2 separate regions of the Homo sapiens genome follow, and region 2 is linked to region 1. A link is an interaction called in ENCODE POLR2A ChIA-PET data of the cell type or tissue named here. Cell type or tissue: PC-9. All regions are shown on one strand. Links, peaks and the distances in the headings refer to the core of each region. The heading gives the core; the rest is flanking DNA. Region 1 overlaps ADAMTS9 (ADAM metallopeptidase with thrombospondin type 1 motif 9). Region 2 overlaps LOC124909390 (a long non-coding RNA gene).

What was found. Peaks named below come from ENCODE experiments on the same cell type or tissue, not always from the same donor. Only the 100,000 strongest peaks of a DNase experiment are listed, where the experiment ranks them.
Region 2: POLR2A ChIA-PET joins it to region 1 with 5 read pairs; 2 of 35 experiments call an interaction of 5 or more read pairs at or near these places.

Annotation. Positions count from the first base shown.
Region 1 is chr3:64,542,262-64,550,757 of GRCh38, reverse strand. It overlaps ADAMTS9 (ADAM metallopeptidase with thrombospondin type 1 motif 9), which reads left to right. Exons shown (of 40, transcript NM_182920.2): 32 at 3,806-4,000. Among named protein-coding and RNA genes, the nearest start is that of ADAMTS9-AS1, 15 kb to the left of the region's middle. In PC-9, for the core only: no CTCF peak of the experiment used is centred there; no DNase peak of the experiment used is centred there.
Region 2 is chr3:65,026,016-65,034,511 of GRCh38, reverse strand. LOC124909390 (a long non-coding RNA gene) reads left to right here. Exons shown (of 2, transcript XR_007095950.1): 2 at 1,505-2,045. Among named protein-coding and RNA genes, the nearest start is that of LINC02040, 140 kb to the left of the region's middle. In PC-9, for the core only: no CTCF peak of the experiment used is centred there; a DNase peak (open chromatin) is centred at 3,461.

The DNA of each region.
Region 1 (8,496 bases), core at 1,783-5,782:
TTTTCTGACAAGTCCTCAGCTTTCCCAAGCTAGAATTCCTTGTATGCAAAGCGGGAGAGATGTAAGAGATGGTCTCTAAGTCCCTTCAGGTCTACATTCTGTGATTCACCTTGATGTCCTATTGGCATAAAGAAGAAATTATTACAGGGGCTGCAAACTCATAGGATGCTGTGAGGTGCCTGAAGACAGTTAAGTATAAGAAAATACTGTAGTGCCAGGGATACAACAAGGAGAGATGGCAACTGTGACAAACTAGCACATGCTGTGTGAAGGGAGCAGAATCTCTTTCACTCCAGCTGTGGCCATGCAGAAATGTGGTCTAGCGTTACCAGACCTGATTTTTCAAGAGAGGCTAAAAATCTGGACTAGTATGTGAGATTTCCTAACTTGAAAATGGGGGCTGAAATTTTTGGTTTTAAAACATTGTAAGGGGCAAACAAACCCCTTTCATGAACCAGATGTGTTGTGCCTGTTTAACAAACAGCTTCAGAGGAAGAAAATAATTTTCTATAATATCCGAAGTATCTCAAGTACCATTTTTTCATATATCTTCCTGTGCACAGTGCTTATCTAGACCCTTTTTAATGGTAATAAACCAGTAGTAATCATAGCATGATTATATTATTTTCAAACATCGTAATATGTTCATATCTGTATGAGAGATCTGTAGCAGTCAAACCAGTTGTCATTTGCCCAAAAGCATTTAGAGATTCGAAAGGGAGGCATCTGGACTCACAGTAAAGGTATTGAAAATTGTTAGGTAATATGATTGCTGCCACTGGGTCTCTTCAAAGTTTGACAGGCAGCAATTTCACATGTTAATGAGATGAATATTTGCATTTAGATGATGTGTGTGTTGGGTGTTGAATTGCTTCCTGCACTAAAGCTGATCCCAAAGTCTTTTCTAATTATCTCGCCCTATCCTTTATTCCTGTGAATTTTGTCCTTCGAGGGGACATTTGGCAGTGTCTAGAGACAGTTTGGTTGTGACAGCTGGGGAAAGGGGACCCTACTGGCCAGGGTTGGAAGGTGGAGGCCAGGGATGGGGCTAAGAATCCTATAGTGCGCAGGGCAGCCCTCACAATACAGAATTATCTGGCCCAAATGTCAGTGGTGCTGAGGCTGGGAAACCCTGCTCGACCCCAACCCTGCATCTTCTCGGTATGCCCTGAGTAGTACCGCATGCCCTTAGAGAGTGAAGAGGAGACATGGTTCTGATCTTTACGACATTGATTTGCTCTTGGCCAGCCAGGAACATGTGGAATCCAAATGAGTGTTCAGAATAGTTCTTGATATTGGGTTTGAGGCATAGGTTCCAACCCATCCAGATCCCAACGCAGGGGGATCTCACCTTTCACCTGGCCAAGATTGACATCTTCATCTTAGCTTATCTCTTGTGTAGCACTTTTATTATGGGACTTGAGTCATATTACTCCTATAGCTTTAATATAACCATAACCCCCAAAAGATGAAACAGGGAGAAGATTGAAAAGAAAAAAGGAAGCCTTCCACATTTCTGTAAATTTGCAGGTGTATCATGAATTGAAAAGTCTGCAAATTTATGGGCAACAACTACAGGGCTGGAAACAGTATTTAGCACAGATACAGGGACCACAGGGAAGGAAACCTGCAATGAGGGGAGAGGGGCCGAAAGGGACTGGCACCAGCATCCTCTCTAGAAAAGAAGACATGCCTTCTCTCTGGGACCTCTATTACCTGGAGGCTTCTTTGTGTGTTTTTCTCTGAGCTCTACTCCACCTGAATTGGCGGAGGCCCGAGCTAGACTGGCAAAGAAGAGCTCTGTCAGTCCTGATTGACACATGCATTTTCTAGCAGGGCCTGAAGTGTACAGCTCATGCAGGGAGCCCACAGTCTTATTGTTTTGCTTTGCTGTTATTTTCAATTTAGAAAAGTAATACGTGCTCATGTGGAACCAAGCACATACACCAAGGCATGCAGAGTCTACAGTATGAGTTTCTCTCTGAAATGGTTTGAGGAAACCAGCAGCAGTCAACATTTTCACAATGCTGATATCAGCTAGCTGAGAGCATCTGTTCTTGCCAGCTTCTTTATAGAGATGTGGAGGCCTCTGTGTTTAGCCTGACCATATTTGGGGCTCAGTTCCATCAGCAAATGCCTGTCTCCCACTGGGCTCCCCCCCACATAAATAGCCAGGGGACGACTTTTGCTCCTGGTTTGTAGGGGTCAAGAGTCTCATTCCTTGCCCCTCTCAAATGCACAACTTTGTTTAAGTTAGTATGGACTGTTGTCAATGCATGCAACACTGGGTCAGACACTAAGATTACCCACAGCTTGGACAGAGTTTGTTAGCCATCTGCATGAAACACCCCGGGCTGGCCTTACACTTTCCTGGCCTGGCGTCAACTTGGCCTTCAAACATTTGAACAGCAGCAGCCAAAGAAGGAAGAAATGTACACAGAGCATTTCTATGTCTCGAGCCAACTGGAAGGGAAGGCCTAGGGATGCTCTGCGTGCCTCTAGCTGGACTTGTTCTCTCCTGCCTCTGGGATTTCTTCAAGGAGAGCCTTTTCCCTGGAAAAGTTGCAGGAGAAGAAAACTATGTGACTAAAAGCAGCAGGAGACATTAGGGCAGAGCAGACACTGTGGCTTCTCACTGCCCTTGAGAATTGATGAAAGCTGTGGTCCCTCACCCCAGAAAAAGCATAACACACCACATGTGGCATACTGTTTTGGGGTATTTATCCCACCCTCACCCAAGAACCGTAAGTCTAGAGAATACCGGCACTCTACCCCAAGTTTATGAAGCACATTTACAAAAGATGACCAGTTATTTGATGCTGTTGCCTAAAAATATCATCAAAACTAAATTAATTGTAACTCTGTTTTATTTTTTATATAGAAAATGATAAAAAAAAAAACTTAGCTAAGGAGGTTGAAAGTTGGGACACTATAACGATGTGTATTTCTTCTGCATTTCTGTATTGGTAGAGTATGTTTAAATGCCATAGACTTAGGATAAAAGAGTACAGATGAGGGCGTGATATAGAGCAAGAGGTAGAAAAGCAGAAAGGTAACATGCCAGTCAACATCTATAGCCTAGCTGGGTGTGGTGGCACACACCTGTAATCCCAACTACTTGGGAGGCTGAGGCATGAGAATCACTTGAACCTGGGAGACGGAGGTTTCATTGAGCGGAGATCATGTCACTGCACTCCAGCCTGGACAACAGAGTGAGACACAGTCTCAAAAAAAAAAAAAAAAAATCTATAGCCAGGGAGAGAGATAGGAGAAAGAAATTAAATGGAGGGCAGGTAGGAAAGCCAACAGCACCACGGAGGGAAGGAAAACAGTCCCAGAGTCCCCGTTGGCTCAGTGCTTGGATTTCACACTCAAAATGCCGACTCACGGGTCAGCTGCTGCTGTCTCCTCTTCCCTTCCCAATTTGGTGGTCATCATAGCTTTAGAAAAGAGCAGTTTGCCAACCTGTGCAGTTGGGCTGAAGATGCAAACTGAATGAATGACAGCTGGAGCACCTCCCCCTCCTCCTCCCTTCGAAACCTCCAGAAGGGGTTTGAGGCAACCCCACCTGCAGTGGGGGCTGAGAAGATGCCAGTGGAAGCACCAGATCCCAGAGGCACCCTGTAGGGTTGCCTGTCTCCTGTGCGCTCAGGGCCTGCCACTTGAAATGAATAAATAAGCTAATGAAGTGGGAGCTTTCTGCAGCATAGTCACACGGTCAGCGCTTGGTGTGGAGGTCAGGGGCCTATTGTGGGCTGCCCCCAGGAACTGCTCGAACCTCTCCTCTCAATCCCTGTCTTTGCAGTGCTCAGTGACCTGTGGAAAAGGCTACAAACAAAGGCTTGTCTCGTGCAGCGAGATTTACACCGGGAAGGAGAATTATGAATACAGCTACCAAACCACCATCAACTGCCCAGGCACGCAGCCCCCCAGTGTTCACCCCTGTTACCTGAGGGACTGCCCTGTCTCGGCCACCTGGAGAGTTGGCAACTGGGGGAGCGTAAGTAGAAGACTGAGCACTCAAATCTGAAAGCCCTTGGATCTCAACCCCGTCTTAAACATGTCCTGCCTAACCCGCTCTCCTTAGTAACTCTACTTCCAGGAGAAACCCTGGAGTTAGCAACTTGAAATGGGCTAACAGGGATCAAAGGGACTTCTTTCTGTTTACCAAAGTGGCTTTGTGCTTAGAACATGGGCTCTGAAGCCAGACAGTCTGGATCTGAACCCTGGTTCTGCCACTTCCCAGGTGAACAACCTTGGGCAAGTTGCATAACCTTTGTGTCTCAGTTTTCTCATCTGCAAAACTGGTAGTTGTGAAGATGAAATGAGTTTACACAGATTGAGCATCCCTAATCCAGAAATCCAAAATCCAAAATGCTATAAAATCCAAACATTTTTTAGTGTCGATATGACACCATAATGAAATGTTCCTTGGAGCATCTTGAGTTTCAGATGCTCAGATTAGGAATATCCAACTAGTAATACTGCAAGTATTCCAAATCTGAAAAAAAAAAAATCTTAAATGCAAAATACTGCTGGTCCCCAGCACTTCCAATAAGGGATACTCAGCCTATATATAAAAAGCACTTAGGTTATAATGGCAAATGTTTTATATATATTTTACTGCAAATTTGTTTTAAAAAAATGCTTAAAATCTGATACTCATAAGAGTTACAGAAGGAGTAGTTATTGTTGCTTATGTTGTTAAGAAGTCTGTATGTTCTAGTGCTTCTATGTAAGAAATACTTCATTGCACTGGGATACAACAAGGCAGAATATTTTAAATTGGGACTGCCCTGGAAGACTGTCACAGCCCCCTGGCTCTGGACCAGGCAGCTCTCAGTCTTGAAAAGTTGTCAGGCAGCCAGGCATGGTAGCTCACACCTGTAATCCCAGCACTTTGAGAGGCCATGGTCGGCGGACCATGAGGTCAGCAGATCGAGACCAGCCTGGCCAACATGGTGACATCCTGTCTCTACTTAAAATATAATTTTTTTATTATTATACTTTAAGTTCTAGGGTACATGTATACAAAGTGCAGGTATGTTACATATGTATACATGTGCCATGTTGGTGTGCTGCACCTATTAACTCGTCATTTATATTAGGTGTATCTCCTAATGCTATCCGTCCCCCTGCCCCCAACTCCATGACAGGCCCCGGTATGTGATGTTCCCCACCCTGTGTCCAAGTGTTCTCATTGTTCAGTTCCCACCTATGAGTGAGAACATGCAGTGTTTGGTTTTCTGTCCTTGTGATAGTTTGCTGAGAATGATGGTTCCCAGTTTCATCCATGTCCCTACAAAGGACATGAACTCATCCTTTTTTATGGCTGCATAGTACTCCATGGTGTATATGTGCCACATTTTCTTAGTGCAGTCTATCATTGGTGGACATGTGGGTTAGTTCCAAGTCTTTGCTATTGTGAATAGTGCCACAATAAACATACGTGTGCATGTGTCTTTATAGCAGCATGATTTATAATCCTTTGGGTATATGCCCAGTAATGGGATGGCTGGGTCAAATGGTATTTCTCGTTCTAGATCCTTGAGGAATAGCCACACTGTCTTCCACAATGGTTGAACTAGTTTACAGTCCCACCAACAGTGGAAAAGCGCTCTTATTTCTCCACATCCTCTCCAGCACCTGTTGTTCCCTGACTTTTTAATAATCGCCATTCTAACTGGTGTGAGATGGTATCTCATTGTGGTTTTGATTTGCCTTTCTCTGATGGCCAGTGATGAGCATTTTTTCATGTGTCTTTTGGCTGCATAAATGTCTTCTTTTGAGAAGTGTCTGTTCATATCCATCGCCCACTTGTTGATGGGGTTGATTTTTTCTTGTAAATTTGTGTAAGTTCTTCATAGATTCTGGATATTAGCCCTTTGTCAGATGGGTAGATTGTAAAAATTTTCTCCCATTCTGTAGGTTGCCTGTTCACTCTGATGGTAGTTTCTTTTGCTGTGCAGAAGCTCTTTAGTTTAATTAGATCCTGTTTGTCTATTTTGGCTTTTGTTGCCATTGATTTTGGTGTTTTAGTCATGAAGTCCTTGCCCATGCCTATGTCCTGAATGGTATTGCCTAGGTTTTCTTCTAGGGTTTTTATGGTTTTAGGTCTAACATTTAAGTCTTTAATCCATCTTGAATTAATTTTTGTATCAGATATAAGGAAGGGATCCAGTTTCAGCTTTCTACATATGGCTAGCCAGTTTTCCCAGCACCATTTATTAAATAGGGAATCCTTTCCCCATTTCTTGTTTTTGTCAGGTTTGTCAAAGGTCAGATGGTTGTAGATGTGTGGTGTTATTTCTGAGAGCTCTGTTCTGTTCCATTGGTCTATGTCTCTATTTTGGTACCAGTAGCATGCTGTTTTGGTTACTGTAGCCTGTAGTATAGTGTGAAGTCAGGTAGCATGATGCCTCCAGCTTTGTTCTTTCGGCTTAGGATTGTCGTGGCAATGCAGGCTCTTTTTTGGTTCCATATGAACTTTAAAGTAGTTTTTCCCAATTCTGTGAAGAAAGGCATTGGTAGCTTGATGGGGATGGCATTGAATCTTTAAATTACCTTGGGCAGTATGGCCATGTTCATGATATTGATTCTTCCTATCCATGAGCATGGAATGTTCTTCCATTTGTTTGTGTCCTCTTTTATTTCGTTGAGCAGTGGTTTGTAGTTCTCCTTGAAGAGGTCCTTCACATCCCTTGTAAGTTGGATTCCTAGGTATTTTATTCTCTTTGAAGCAATTGTGAATGGGAATTCACTCATGATTTGGCTGTTTGTCTGTTATTGGTGTATAAGAATGCTTGTGATTTTTGCACATTGTATTTGTATCCGGAGACTTTGCTGAAGTTGCTTATCAGCTTAAGGAGATTTTGGGCTGAGACGATGGGGTTTTCTAAATATACAATCATGTCATCTGCAAAGAGGGACAATTGGACTTCCTCTTTTCCTGATTGAATACCCTTTATTTCTTTCTCCTGCCTGATTGCCCTGGCCAGAACTTCCAACACTATGTTGAATAGGAGTGGTGAGAGGGGGCATCCCTGTCTTGTGCCAATTTTCAAAGGGAATGCTTCCAGTTTTTGCCCATTCAGTATGATATTGGCTGTGGGTTTGTCATATATAGCTCTTATTATTTTGAGATATGTCCCATCAATACCTAATTTATTGAGAGTTTTTAGCATGAAGTGCTGTTGAATTTTGTTGAAGGCCTTTTCTGCATCTATTGAGATAATCATATGGTTTTTGTGTTTGGTTCTGTTCGTATGATGGATTACGTTTATTGATTTGCATATGTTGAACCAGCCTTGCATCCCAGGGATGAAGCCAACTTGATCATGGTGGATAAGCTTTTTGATGTGCTGCTGGATTCGGTTTGCCAGTATTTTATGAAGGATTTTTGCATCGATGTTCATCAGGGATATTGGTCTAAAATTCTCTTTTTTTGTTGTGTCTCTGCCAGGCTTTGGTATCAGAATGATGCTGGCCTCATAAAATGTGTTAGGGAGGATTCCCTCTTTTTCTATTGATTGGAATAGTTTCAGAAGGATATGGTACCAGCTCTTGTTTGTACCTCTGGTAGAATTCGGCTGTGAATCTGTCTGGTCCTGGACTTTTTTTGGTTGGTAGGCTATTAATTATTGCCTCAATTTCAGAGCCTGTTATTGGTCTATTCAGGGATTCAACTTCTTTCTGGTTTAATCTTGGGAGGGTGTATGTGTCCAGGAATTTATCCATTCCTTCTAGATTTTCTAGTTTATTTGCATAGAGGTGTTTATAGTGTTCTCTGATGGTAGTTTGTATTTCTGTGGGATTGGTGGTGATATTCCCTTTATCATTTTTTATTGTGTCTATTTGATTCTTCTCTCTTTTCTTCTTTATTAGTCTTGCTAGTGGTCTATCAATTTTGTTGATCTTTTCAAAAAACCGGCTCCTGGATTCATTGATTTTTTGAAGGGCTTTTTGTGTCTCTATCTCCTTCAGTTCTGCTCTGATCTTAGTTATTTCTTGCCTTCTGCTAGCTTTTGAATGTGTTTGTTCTTGCTTCTCTAGTTCTTTCAATTGTGATGTCAGGGTGTCAATTTTAGATCTTTCCTGCTTTCTCTTGTGGGCATTTAGTACTATATATTTCCCTCTACACACTGCTTTAATAAAATACAAAAATTTGTTGGGCGAGGTGGTGCGTGCCTGTAGTCCCAGATACTCGGGAGTCTGAGGCAGGAGAATCGCTTGAACCTGGGAGGCGGAGATTGCCGTGAGCTGTGATTGTGCCATTGCACTCCGGCCTAGGCAACAAGAGCAAAACTCTGTCTCAAAAAAAAAAAAAAGAAAGAAAGAAATGAAAAGTGATCAGGCAAAAGTGTATAACGACTTGGAAGCAGTTAGGGTTTGAATCCTGGCTCCACTATGACCTTGAACAAATTCCTTAAATTTGAGCCCCAATCTCCCACCTGTAAAAATAAGATAATGGTAATACTATCTCATAGGGGTACTGTG
Region 2 (8,496 bases), core at 1,574-5,573, 480 kb before region 1:
TAGGGGTCTTCTGGAAAGTTACTATAAAAGCAACAACAATGACAACATCGTATTATCAACAATTTTAAACATAAACAAAATTAGAGAAAATAACTCAGTGATCTTCTGTGTACCCATCACTAGCTTCAAAAATTGTCAATATTTGGAGCAAGTTACTTAACCATGCTCTCATCAGTAAAATGGAATTCACAATAATTCTCACATTCAAGAGTTCGTGTAGGGATTATAAAAGCAATAGTTTATATATATTACCTTTAAGCACAGAGGCTGAATATAATAAGTGCTCTCAAAAGTTTATTCCATTTCGAACTAGGAATACCTTTGGTTTAAAGACACAGCAACCTATGCTGAATGAAAAGTAGGATCTTTGTGGTTTTACTGGCCTTTAGAATTTCACAAAGAATATAGCCCCTTAGCATAAAATGATTAGATCTTATATTTAAAAAATAACCCCCCAGATGGTACAGGGATCTGATGCTGAGCTAGCCAAGGCTGTGTCTCAGCAAAAATTCGAAATGACCCATGAAAGGCAAAAACTTCCTTAAAGAAGATGATACTGTCCTTGAAAAAAAAATTGTCACAAAAAAACAAAAAGTCTGTGGCTAGAAAATCTTACCCCAATGAAGGAATATCCTTTCTGCTCAGGTCTACAGGCCACCAGTGCTATAGATGACCTCAGAGTAAATAGCAGTCCTGCCATTTCCTTTTGGCTATTCTCAGAGGCCTTTATGGCAGTGAGGGAGAGCATTCTTTTGGTGCGAGAAATAGTTACTGCTCTTGGGTTAGACTAAGAAAGTTTTGCTGAGCTTCAGGATCCAGAGTGATTAATTTACAGAAAGCGCTCAAGGGTCTATCAGATGGGGCTTCCCTGCCAGGAGAGGTGTTGGGGAAGGCTAGTTTTCTAGGATGAAAACTGAGCTGCTTTGCTGAGTAGATCAGAAAAGGGGGTACGCTGGGGGGAGAAATGTAGTTTTAACCCTGATTTGTAGCGATTATTATGACCATCAAAGAGTCCTTTGGTAGAGCAAATAAGGATATAGAATTTTAAAAATCTACAAATTGGGATATTTATTTTGGAGCCAAAAGCAATTTAATTTTAAAATGGGAGCAACACCATAGAAAAAATACTTTTAGGTCTTATCCTTCCACTTATACTGGTGTGACCTTGAACAAATTCCTTAACCTATCCTATCTTCAGTTTCCTTGTCTACAAAATGGAGATTATAATAGTCTTCCTACCCTGAGGTTTTTGCCAGGGAGAAAGAGATAACACAGGTAAATACATGTGCATTGCTTTTAAATACTAGGTAAAGACTCATAACATCACCATCACAATCATCATCGTGGTCATCATTAGTATTATTACTATTTTGGTGAGTTGATCAATGATGCTACTGGATGGAGAACTTTTTCTGAATGGCATTTCTCTTGCCGTTGGCTTGGACATAGGCAGGTAAACTCAATGTGGAAATTTTGATGCAGTAATTATTTGTTTTTCTTGTAGCAAATTGCAGAGAATCCATACATGTAAGGACCGTGCACTAACTGATTGTGCCAGTGGAGCTCCATGGAACCCATACATAAAGCACACCTCTTCTCTTCTCCTTGGCATCCAACCTGCTGGCTCTACAACTACTTTCAACAATGAGTCAAGGCTGTACCTGGCAAGATGGAAATTCAAAATCAACAACGAAAGCTATTTATTTTGGTTTTGATCCTAGCCCTGGGCCTTTTACTAAGTATTCAGAACTGATTTAATGAATGAAAAAATGAATGAATGGTATACATTTCCATTGTCTATTCTGCTTCTTTTCCCTAGGGAACTGTGTTAGGCCATGATTTCCTTGCTGTTTTTTTCATATGGTTGTTTTATTTGCACAACGCTAAATTAAATCAACTAGTTCCATTCATGTATTTCTCTCTTGTTTTATAACCACCTGATTTCTTATTTTTATTTAAACAGAAATTAAATAGTAAAAACTTTGGAGTATTTAATTTTACTTAATTAAAAATTGTTTTAAAAAATAAACGTTTACCTGAAATGAGTATTGAATTTTGAAAAGCACCTTCAACAAACCCCTTTTTGGATGAGTTCAATAATGGTTGAAGAGGGCACAATTCATGGTGAATGAATTTGAAAGTGTAATAGATTTAAAAGTGTTTTAAAGGGGCTAATATAGAAAAGCCCAAACAAATTATTCAGGATTTAAGGATATTATTTAGAAAACATGCTTTCTTGTATGACTGTTTCTTATTCTCCTTTGTGGTTGCTTGAGCACCACTAGAGTGACTCTGTTATAATGGAATTGTTTAACACAAAGTATGCTGAGCAGTTAATACTTTACAACTATATTTTAAGGTATGTATTGTTATGCTTTTTAAATCATAAATTAAAAAATAAGCCTCAGAGATATTGAGTATCTTGTCCAAGTTTGCACCAGTGGAAATTTACAAATCCAAGGTTTGTGTCCTGATTTAACCGGCTCTGAATTCCAGATTCTAAATTTGCTGTCGAGCAGAGAGTGATTTGCACTAGAAAAGTAAATTGTTTTCCCACTTAGGCAGACTTCTCACATAAGTAAAGGACTTGTGAGATCTTTAACTTTACATTGCCTTTACATTACTCTGGTCTAGTCAGTAAATAGTCCCATGATTGCCCATTCTGCAAAGTTAATTGGCCAGTGAGAGAAATAAGATCAGGACCTACAGCCTCATATTCTTGAGATCTCCTTTAGTGACAAATCAGAGATGATATGTTTCTTGTTAAGAGCAGGTAAATTTTTGCAACTCTTCTGTGTGTTGAAACAAATAAAAAATAGATAAATTGTAATATTTAGTAAAAATATTCGTAGGCCATAATTCAAATTAGAGTTGCAGGAAGAGTAAGTGGGAGGTAAAAAAAAAAAAGGAGAGTGAACTTCTGATTCATTTGGCAGTGAATAGGGAGGGAAAATAACGTGTTTGGGCTATAACTGGGAGGGAAGGATATTGAAAATAATACTAAGTGAAGGTTGGAGATTAAACACTCTCTTCCCCCAATGTCAGTGGTGGCCTAGTCCCAACTTCTCCTCTGCTTCTTCACCAAATTACCTCTCACCATGGTTACCTCCACATTGCTAAACTCCCAACTTCTCCTCTCCTTCTTCACCAAATTACCTCTCACCATGGTTACCTCCACATTCCTAAACAGACATTCTTTAGTCTTCATCTTAGTTGTCATCTGAGCATCACTGGTACTATTGCCTACTGTTTCTTCCCTTTCCCTGATTTCTGGGCACAATTCTCTCTGTTTATTTTCCTAGTGTTCCTTGTCCTCCTTTGTAGGTTCTTTTTCTTTTACCCAGCCATTAGCTGTTGGAGGTCCTAGGCCCTCTCTTCTTACTCTAATTTCTCTACCCAGTGATCTCATCCACCCCTGTGGTTTCAAGTTGCATATATACTCAGATGACTCATGGTTTTATCTCCAGTCTTGATCTTGCCCTTAACTCCAGACCCATATATCAACTGTCTACTTACCATCTTTTGAATGCCTTGAAGGTACCTTGCGTTCAGCATGTCCAGGACTGAGCTCATGATCTTCTCTCCCAGGCCTGGTCCTCTTCCAGGGTCTCTCTCGCTGAACAACACCACTGTTCTGTCTACTTGCTCACGCAGAAGCCAAACAGCTAATCTCTCCCTTAACCCCCTTATTCATCACCAAGTTCTACTGATTTCACCGACTAAATCTCTCTTGAATCCACCTACCTCTGTCTACCTCCTTGGCCATCACCTTAGGCCATGCCACAGTGGTGTCTTTTCTGAGCACTGCAGCTTACCCTTGGGCTGATCTACCTGCATCCACCCTGGCCTCTCTACCATCTTGTCTCTACCCTGCATTTTTCAAAATGTAAATTGCATCATGTCACTCCCGAGCTTAGAATCCTCCCATTATTTTTCATTCTTCTTAGGACACAGTCAGAAATCGGCCCCATAGCTCACCAGGTGCTACCTAGTCTAGGGCAGTGGTTCTCAAAGTGTAGTCTTGGAATCCATCAGCATCACCCAGTAGTGTGTTTTGAAATTCAACATCTTACGTCTCACTTTAGATCTGCTGAGTCAGAAACTCTGGGGAAGGGGTCCAACAGATTGTGTTTTCACAAGCCTTCCAAGTGATTCTGATGTATATACTCAAGTCTGAAAACCACTGCTCTAGGGCCCACCTACCTTTCTGGCTATATACAGTCTCTTGCTCTCACGTTCCAGACTCTCATAGCTTGCTTTTATTCCCTCATCAAGCATACATTTCCTCCTACCACAGGGCCTTTGCACAGCTCTTCCTTTTTCCTTGAACACTTCTCCTTCTTCTCCTTCTCTGGTTAACATCTACTCCTCCCTCAGGTCTCAGCTCAATAAAGCTGCCTAGGACCAATTTCTCCTAATGATATATATTGCTCCTTTATAACACTTAAAACAGCTGTGTATTTGTCATTTTTGTGTGGTTATTGATTAACATCTATCTCCCCTACTATACTATAAACACCAAAAGAATTGAGATGGTATGTGTTTTTGTTTATTATCTGCACTATTTTGTTCTAGGATAGTAATAGTACATACTCAGATATTTGTTGAATGAATGAATGAATGAACCTTCCTGTATAGTCTCTGCATACTGTTTGAGAGCACAGGCATATTGGAATCCTCATGGGCAGCTCCCAGTCCCCTCATTTTGTAAAGTGGAGATACCTACCTCATAGACTGGTTGAGGCAATTATATGAGGTAATACATAAGCAAAACCTAGCACAGGGCCAGACACACAAGTCCTTCATAAATCTTAGCTCTGAGCATTATTATTATTATACTCTATTGTTATTATTTCAGTTTCCATACTCTCCCTCAATCATAATGGTTGAGTGTGGTTGAAACCAAACAGTATAATTCTTGGTAAATATGTACATTTTAAAATTATAAGATGAAAATAAATGGTTGTACATTTTCTCCATTTTTTAAAAAAATTATGTATCACCCAATGTATTTGCCCCAGAGAGCTCTTGTTAGCCCAGTCACTGGTTTCTAATGCCATTCGTTTATTAATTCAGTTATGACTATTAATAATTCAGTTATGATTTATTCAGTTATTAATGCAGTTATGACCAAGATGGGCAGGGATCCACATGAAGTTCACAGTCAAGTGCAGAATAAGATATTAATAGTCCAATGGGGAAATACTTCACCACAGTGCCAGTGAAAACGATACAGACAAATACAAGGTCCTATGTGTTTGTGAAACTGGAGGACCAATAGGCAAAGAGGGGATTTTCCACCTTGAGACCACCTTTGGCTTTCAGATAGAAGTCACCTGACATAAACCAAACTAACCAATTGGTGTTCATGGCAGCATGTGATGCAAACAATTAGGTGAAGTCGATGCGTTTCTCCCAATCTGAATCAAACTGGTCTCTGTATGTGTTAATTTGGTGTGTTCCTATGAACGAGGTTTCCATGAAAACTAGCTAAAAGGGGAACAGTGCTGAGAGCAGTGGCTCACACCTTTTATTAGACCATTTTCATGCTGCTGATAAAGACATATCCGAGACTGGGTAATTTATAAAGAAAAAGAGGTTTAATGGACTCACAGTTACACGTGGCTGGGGAAGCCTCACAATCATGGGAGAAGGTGAAAGGCATATCTTACATGGTGGCAGGCAAGAGAGAAGTGAGGCAAAAGGGGATTCCCCTTATAAAATCGTTGGATCTCATGAGACTTATTCACTACCACATGAATTCACTACCACACTTATTCACTACCACATGAACACTATGGGGGAAACTGCCCCCATGAATCAAGTATCTCCCACCAGGTCCCTCCTACAACACATGGGAATTATGGGAGCTACAATTCAAGATGAGATTTGGGTGGGGACACAGCCAAACCATATGACGCCTGTAATCCCAGCACTTTAAGAAGCCAAAGCAAGTGGATTACTTGAGCTCAGGAGTTTAGGCTTGGGAAAGGAGAAACCTCGTCTCCACAAAAAAAAATTACAAAAATTAGCTGGGCATGGTGGCACACACCTGTAGTCCCAGCTATTTGGGAGGCTGAGGTGGGAGGATTGTTTGAGCCCAAGAGGTTGAAACTGCAGTGAGCTATGGTTGTGCCACCGCACTCCAGCCTGGGTGACCAAACGAGACCCTGTCTCAAAAAAAAAAAAAAAAAAAAAAGGAAGTGGGGAGGAATACAAGGGAAAAACCAGGTGGGAAGCCTGCATTGTCAAGATGCCTCCCAGTTGCTCTCTATGCACACTTAGCATTTGAAAACTATTCCTTTCTAGGCCCTCTGCCTGATTTCCCTTTGGCTGGCTCTGATTTCTTTACCACTCTGAACACCTGGGGCCAAGGCTCTTTTTCATAGTAGTTTGAAAGCAATCCTTTCTCTTTCTTTTTACTCAGTTTGATCCAGGCCTTAATCTTTGAACAGCATCAAATATTCTTTGCCATTTGATAAAGCTGGGGTTGGAGGAATCCAGAGTTTTCAAAAGCAGGTTTTGGGTTACCATTGGAGATCCAGTGAGTCTTTCAGCAAGACTAACTCTAAATCATCCAGGCTCAATTAGTTCATTTCAAAGAAATACCCAGGTGTTGTTTGACCTTCAAACATATGGACTGCTGAAGTAAATGAAAGTCTTGCTTGTTCCCATAATGCCGAGGGAACTAGAAGGGGCAATTCTTTTTCATATTCTCTGAGTTTTGAGGAGGGATTATTAGGTTTGGGCTAAATGAATTATTTGCTTTAGTAATATTCTCAGCAGTGAGCTGCAGTTGCCTTTGCTGAGGGAAAAACCAGATGCGAGCTGTCACTAAGCACCACTAAAATAGGGAAAGGTATGGGCCACTATAGGTGGAGCCGGGGTTTTGAGATGCGGGGCCAGCAGACTAGTCTACGGTGAGAAGCAGTAAGGTAGGTGTAGGGCTGAGTGTAGTGTGAAGGTCTCAGTTACCTGACATCAGGAAAACGTTGGTCGTATGGAAACACAGTGGCTTTTTTTTTTTTTTTTTTTGGCTGTTTTCCTGTATTGGGAGTGGGTGCTGTCTTTTAAGACTGAGACTCCTGACTTGGTATGCGGAGGTGTTTTTTTGGTTTTTGTTCGGACTGTTCTATCCAGAATTGTTAGGGTTGTAGTGTAACAACCTATAGCTTTGTACGTTACATATCTTCTAAGAATTGGAGTTCTGTTAAAATAATTGTCCAGTGGCCAAGTGTATGTTTTTGGAGCGAGAAAGACCTGGTTTCAAATCATAATCCCTCCCGCTTATTAGCTGTTTGACAATAGGAAAGTTGCTTAACTTCTCTGAGGCCCAGTTTTCTCAGGTATAAAATAGTGCTGATAATATTTTAGCATTTTACAAAGTACATCTCAATGAAATTTTAATTTACATCCAATCAAAATGAGATTTAATTGTCAAATACATCTGGAAAACCCTTTAGACTGTTTTCCTCTATCTTAGATTTGATAATGCATATTTTCAGATTAAAGTCCCTGGGAACTTGTGCAGGAAATGAAACTGTTTAACTCCAAATGTGAAAATGTAGTTAAGATCAAGAGGCTTTTTCTTTTGTAGAAATACAAATGATCTCATAGCATGGTTGTAAGGGTTAAATAAAAGTTTAATATAAATGCTTTCCACGGTATCTGGGTCATAGTAATCAAAAGTAGCGAGAATTGTCAGTGTATAATTATTGAAGATTTTTGTCTTCAAAAACCGAAAACTAAATTTGATACACCTGGGTTTTTACTGCAGCCATTAACCATATCAGCATTTGCCAGTTGGAAGTTTACAGAATTCAGCTCTCACTGGTGGCTAATGGGATGGTTGTGATTTATTGAGTGCCTACTGTGTGTCAAGGAATCCATTAGGTACCTCGGTAGAGAGTCATCAATATATTTAATGGTCCCAACTACTCGACAAGCTAGATATTATTCTTTCATTCATAGATGTGGAAATTGAGACTCAAAAATAAGCGCACTGCCCAAGGCGGTGTAGACACTCAACGGTGGAGTTGGGAAATTAGCTTGATTTGTTTGGACCAAAGCCCTTGACTATTCTCAGCTGGGATTCTACAAATCCTGGAGGATCTGTGAGGGAGGCAGTGATCTGGAAGATACTCGCGAAAAGCGTAATTGAAATCAACCACTTGACCAACGTGAGGCAGCGCAGGACTAAATGTGTTGGGAAGGTCACACTTCAGCCATACCAAAAATGTTTCCTTTATGGAATTCAGCTTGTTCACTCATCCCAAAGACTTGCACACATCGTTCCCTTTGCCCAAAGCTTTCTCCCTGTGTTGTCTTTCTTGGCTCTCTCTCACTTATCCTTCAAGTCCTGGGACTGAGGTACTTCCTCCAGAAAGTCATTCCTAACTCTCCAAGTCACAGGCAATGCCTCTTCCATAGACTCCCTTAACACTCTGCACTTGCCTTGTCACGGCTCTTTCTCACTGTCATGGCTTTCACTTGTCC